Linked DNA regions of Homo sapiens: region 2 is linked to region 1. The links are chromatin loops, found by intact Hi-C in ENCODE. Cell type or tissue: natural killer cell. All regions are shown on one strand. Links, peaks and the distances in the headings refer to the core of each region. The heading gives the core; the rest is flanking DNA. Region 1 has its middle 3.2 kb from the start of C4orf36. Region 2 has its middle 120 kb from the start of WDFY3.

What was found. A loop is a pair of places that touch in the nucleus more often than their neighbours do. Peaks named below come from ENCODE experiments on the same cell type or tissue, not always from the same donor. Only the 100,000 strongest peaks of a DNase experiment are listed, where the experiment ranks them.
Region 2: a loop joins it to region 1, with 16 times the contacts of the local background. A loop is called at or near these places in 5 of 110 quality-filtered maps.

The regions. Positions count from the first base shown.
Region 1 is chr4:86,894,246-86,897,064 of GRCh38, forward strand. It overlaps a transcript of C4orf36 not described here. Among named protein-coding and RNA genes, the nearest start is that of C4orf36, 3.2 kb to the left of the region's middle. In natural killer cell, for the core only: a CTCF peak has its summit at 1,733 (motif pointing left); a DNase peak (open chromatin) is centred at 1,686.
Region 2 is chr4:85,083,251-85,086,069 of GRCh38, forward strand. No RefSeq gene overlaps it. Among named protein-coding and RNA genes, the nearest start is that of WDFY3, 120 kb to the left of the region's middle. In natural killer cell, for the core only: a CTCF peak has its summit at 1,112; a DNase peak (open chromatin) is centred at 1,351.

The DNA.
Region 1 (2,819 bases), core at 238-2,737:
TAGAGTACATCACACAGATAAGTGTAAGAAGGTATTATTTTGTGGCACTTTCATTTCTGTTATATACATATATATATACACATATACACATACGTGTGTGTGTGCTCAGGCTCAATGTACAGCCCTTAACAATGGGTCTAAAAAATTTGAAAGGCACTTTCTTAGGTGATTTTATTTTAGAGATGAAAAAACAGAGACAGAGAAGTTATTTGAGGTTATATCCAGATAGGGGACAAGCCACCTTAGAAGGGAAGTTCCTCATGGTTCCATGGTAAGTTCTCTTTTTATAGTTGTAGAAATAGGTCTAGGGCCACACCAGAAGAGGTCAAGCCTGTGATTTCTTTATACAGGAACTCCATTTCCAGCATATGCATAAAATTCCTGACAATTGTATTTAGTTATTTCCTGTGTGACTCACTGTGAACAAATATGGTGGACATTACTGTGTATGACTTCTGAGATAAGGTCATAAAAGGTATTGTGGCTTCCTTCTTGCAGTCTCTCTTGGGTCACTCACCCTAGGAGAGACTGGCTGCCATTTGAAAGGACACTCAAGCTGCCTTATGGAGAAATTCATAAGGAATTGAGGGCTTTTGCCACCAACTATGTGATTAAGCCATCTTGGAAGCAGATGCTTCAAGGCCCAGTCAAGCCTTCAGATAACTTTAGCCCCAGCTGAGGTCTTGACTTAAACTTCGTGAGAAATTCTGAGCCAGAACCACCCAGCTAAGTCACCCTAGGATTCCTGGCTCTCAGAAAATATAGGATAATAACTGTTCATCATAGTTGGGCACGGTGGCTCATGCCTGTAATCTCAACACTACGGCAGGCTGAGACAGGAGGATCACTTGAGCCTGGGAGTTCAAGACCAGCCTGGGCACCATAGTGAGACCCCATCTTTACAGAAAGTAGAAAAAAAACTTAGCTGGATGTGGTGGCACACACCTGTAGCCCCAACTACTCCAGAGGCTGAGGCAGGAGGATCCCTTGAGCCCAGGAGGTTGAGGCTGCTGTGAGCCATGATCACGACTGCACTCCAGCCTGAGTGGCAGAATGAGACCCTGTCTCAATTAAAAAAAAAAATCATTATTTCCTCATTTTAAGCTACCAACTTTTGGGATAATGGTTACACAACAATAGATAGCATTAGACAGCAATAGATACCACTAAATATCTTATTGTAGAAGGAATGTTTTATATAGAGGAAAATGCTCATCTTTTTATAATTAAGATTAATACTAAAATTAAAATGAACAGTAAAACACATTACACTTTACAGACATTTGCCATCCAGGACGACTTAAGATCCTTAACATTGTCAACACAAAAAAATACATGGCCTCTGCCACTTCCCCACATGTATTTTAAAATAATACAATTTTCTAGAAGGTGGATGTCCAAAAGAGATCTGGTTTTTCTCACAATGACTATTTCAGTATATCCTTTTGAAATATCAAATTCTTTCTACAATTTCTTCCCCTCTCTCTCCCTCTTTCCCTCTATTTCTATCTCTATCTCTATTGATGTCTCTATACCTATCTCTATTGCTATCTCTATTCATCTTTTTCCCCCCTGCTTTGCTGGCGTCCTACACACATCTTTCTATTAGGTAAGGCTTCACCCATCTCTTCTATGCCAGAAAGTAAGCAAGTATCCTTTTAATTGGTTAAGAGAGCATTGCTGCCACCTAGTGTTAACACTAAAGCACAAGAAGGAATGCAAAAGATCAACACCTAACACAGAAACAATAATAGTGTGGTAACTTTACAGTCATTTACTATGTTTTGAGTACTGGTGAATGTATTTCATATACATTGTCTCAATTATCACACAATAAATGCTACTATTAATTTAGTGGTGGGATTTTAGGAATATTAGAGAAGAAAAAATGGAGGCACCTCAACCACGAATAACTTTTCTAAGGTTACAGGATTTGAACCCAGACTGCCTTATTCTAATTTTTGTGCCGTCCTCATCACACTGCACTACATATTCTCCCAGGACTATAATTAGGGCAAGGTTTTAGATTACACATTTGAAAACAGTTACGCAACTACCCTTTTCAAATATAATTTCTCATGACATACATGTATATATGTATGTGTATCGTCATTCTCATTTCAAAAAGTGACATTTTCTTTCTTTTAACTTAATGTGTAAATCACAAATGCAGCTTACAGTTTTCTAATGACTATTATAAAACTCTCTAGTAATGACACCAATTCTAGGATAACGACAAAACAACACATCTGCAAAAACTTTAAAATCACCAAATAACGGCCCTAAATATTCTCCACCCTTCTGTACTAGTTTCTAATTGTCTCACCTGTCTGGCCACTCCTTTGCTTATTTCTCTCATTCTTCTCGCCCTTAAATTTATGTCTTCCCGTAGTCCATTTGTTCTGCCTCAGTACTCTCAGTGGCTCTGTTCTCACTAATGTAACTATCATTTCTCCTTGGATGGGTCCCAAATCTGATTCTCTAGCCAGCCTTGGCTTCTCTCCTAGATGCGTATCCGTTTGTGGGAACTTCCTACTGGACTATCTTGTTCAGAAGAAAATTTCAACATAACCAAAATGTAATTCATCTCCTACTCCCTAAATCATCTCCTCTGTCTATCTTTTCTATTTCTGGGAATGGCCCATGAGTCTCCTATGAGCCAGGCTTAGAGGACTGGAGTCATTTTTAAAGTATATTGCTGGCCACCTACTCCATGCTAGCCATCATTCTTAGCCACTTTACATGGCATCTGACCCTCACAGATTAAGGGGGAAGAAACTAATACTTTCCCTAGTACAGTTAAGGGGGAAAAATGTTTA
Region 2 (2,819 bases), core at 121-2,620, 1.8 Mb before region 1:
AGGCACTGCTCCAAAGGCAATGGTTGATACTAATGAAAAAAAAAAAAATAAAAGCATAACGTTCAAAGAGGATGTCACACTTATATGTGGTTTGCAAAGTATCACTACCAGATACCAAAGTATCACTACCGGAATCAGGCAAATCATAATAATTCAATAGCTGAGTAGGTAGATATTGCCAATATTGCCCCAATTCAGGTAGATTTCCAGGACTTCTTTGCAGTCTCAGAAGAAAGCCCGCCCGAGGCAGGTAAAAAGCAGGATCTGACCCTGCAGCTGAAGGAGGGCTGAGTGGGAACCAGAAGGGGCATCAGGGGCCTAGTCAGGCAGGTTGGTTTCCAGTAGAAGACCCTAGTCCTGGGGATAGACCAGGGAAGCAAATACATACGCTGGGAAGAACATAGAAAGTGGCAGACAGGAGACTAATACAGGTGGGACCGGTACAGAGAGGAGATGGGTATTGAAAAAGTAGTTGCTTGGGGTTACACTCAGGTTTTTTTTTTTTTTTTTTAATGTAACAAGTACCACAGCTCATTGTAAATATAACTTTGCTATAATCCAAAGTATTGTGAATACTCAAAGATAGGCTTTTGAGAACTTCTGTTCCTACCAATTGCATTTCAGTTTTCTTCTTTGTAAATAAAAAATTACAAACAAAACATTCAGGTTGAATTAGCTAATCTCTAAATTATCTTCTCAATTATACATACCTATAATTCTATGAGTATTCAAAAATATAATTAATAACTTAAGTGAGGGCAAAGATTTTTTTCTGGTTTTCTTTCTCCAATTAAGTCAATACCTAGAGCAGTACTTTACACAAAAAAAATTTCTTAAATTTGAAAGAACGTTGTGCATGGGAAAATAAAAAGTGGGCTATTGAATTTACTCTCCTCTGAATTAAGGAATAAGATTTAAAAATATTTTTGTAATATATGACATGAAAAGGGGATAATAAGTTTAACTGGAAACCTGTAGATTTCATAACTATTGTAAGAAAACTATGATAGTAGTAAGTCAAAGACATGTCTATTGCTAATTTTCAAACAAATTTGCTTTCGGTTTACTTGGCTGGCCCTTGATCTTGCCTTAAAGGAAGAAAGGAGGTGGACAGAATCCTAAGACAAAATGTTTATGTTTTAATATTAATTTTAATTAGCTTTAATTATTTAAAAAGTCCATTATACAGTATCATCCTGTGGACGACTTTTTACCACATGATGGTATAATGTAGGAAATTTTGATTTAAGTAAGAAATCAAGAATTTCAAGTTGTCTTTTTTAGAGCCGAAATCATACTTGTTGTTATCCTCAAGTTGTAAGACCAAATTTTGCCACTAGGTGGCAAGAGTTGCAAGTTGAAAGGCAGTGGTGTTACCAGACATGAAGTATACTGGCTGATGCGTACCTGTATACCAGCTTATTTTTGTGTGCAAGTATATTAATCTTAGAAACTCTTACTAGGAGAAAATAAATTTTATTTGGGTCTTTACTTCTGAAAGCCATATAATAAAATAGAAAACAGGCATAAGCTCTTAGAATAAAGAAAAGAACAATAGTTTCTCTTAATTGCAGTGATTGGATATTGAGCTAAAACATTAGGGAGCATAAGTAAAGTTAGCCTTAGGCAAAACTGCAAAGTGGTGGTTTCATTCTCCTCTCTGGTATCCCCTAGGAATCAAAAGAGATGGTTTTCAACTTTCCTCATTCTCTTTTAGAAAGTTCCCTCTCCCAGCTGCTGCTGTTCCTGCTGTCCCAGCTGCTCCATTGTGGGCACTTACCACACTGATTTTTAATTCTACCTTCATCAAAACATGCCTATTCTATGTCTCATCCTTCTGGAGTCAAAACCTTGAATGCAGGCTAATCAAAACACAAACCCATTTCCATATTTTAATAAGGACTTCAGATTTAATGGAGAAGTAGCTCAATTTTGTTTCATTGTGTTACTCCTCTCTTAGTAGATACACTACATTTCCAAATGGGTTCTGTTAGTCATGATCTGAGCAGGAAACAGAAGGCACGCTTGACAGATGGGGTAACTGGAGAGAATTTAGTAAAGGAACTAGTTAGTGAATTCCCTAAATGAAGAGCTCAGGGACATCAACAAGTGATAGGGAACCACTGTGGGACTATTCACAGTGAGAAATTATTACCATTCCTTGCCACGGAGTAGACACCTTCCATAAGGAGCTGTGAATATAGAGAGAAGACTGCAGCTACTACAAACCTGAGGCGCCCATGGGGAGTGTGTGAGGGGGATGGTGAGGATTAAGTATTCTGACTTTTCTTTCCTTCCACTGTCTGTCTGGTTTCCTGAGTTGCTCTTTATTGGGAAGATCTTAACCAGAAGCCGGAGGGCAAGGGAGCCTTGAGATGTGGTACACAGAGATCAACTCTTTGGGTCCAGAACAGGAAGAAGAAATTAGAGACTGAATCTGGAAGGGCAAATGAGAAAATCCACCCCAAGGGAACTTTGATAATAGTGCTTAAAAATGGCCTTTAAGTAGGGAGTTTCAACTGACCAGGCTTGTTGGCAAGTGGGCCTGAATTTATCACTCAGATCACATTAGCTGGGCAGATCAATGTTCTACAAATGTATTTTCTCCTGTCTTCAGATATACTTGGTAAATATCACATAGTAAATATCTATTAATTTATGATTGTCTTTGCATACCAACACATAACTAGGTGGTTTGTTAGGATATTTGATCCTAAAGATCTTGCAAGTGCTTTCTCTCATCTTCATTAGTGGTTTTTAATGTAGCAAAAAACACAATACTCTATCCCCCATAATTCTAAAAAAAGAAGCTTTGGGAA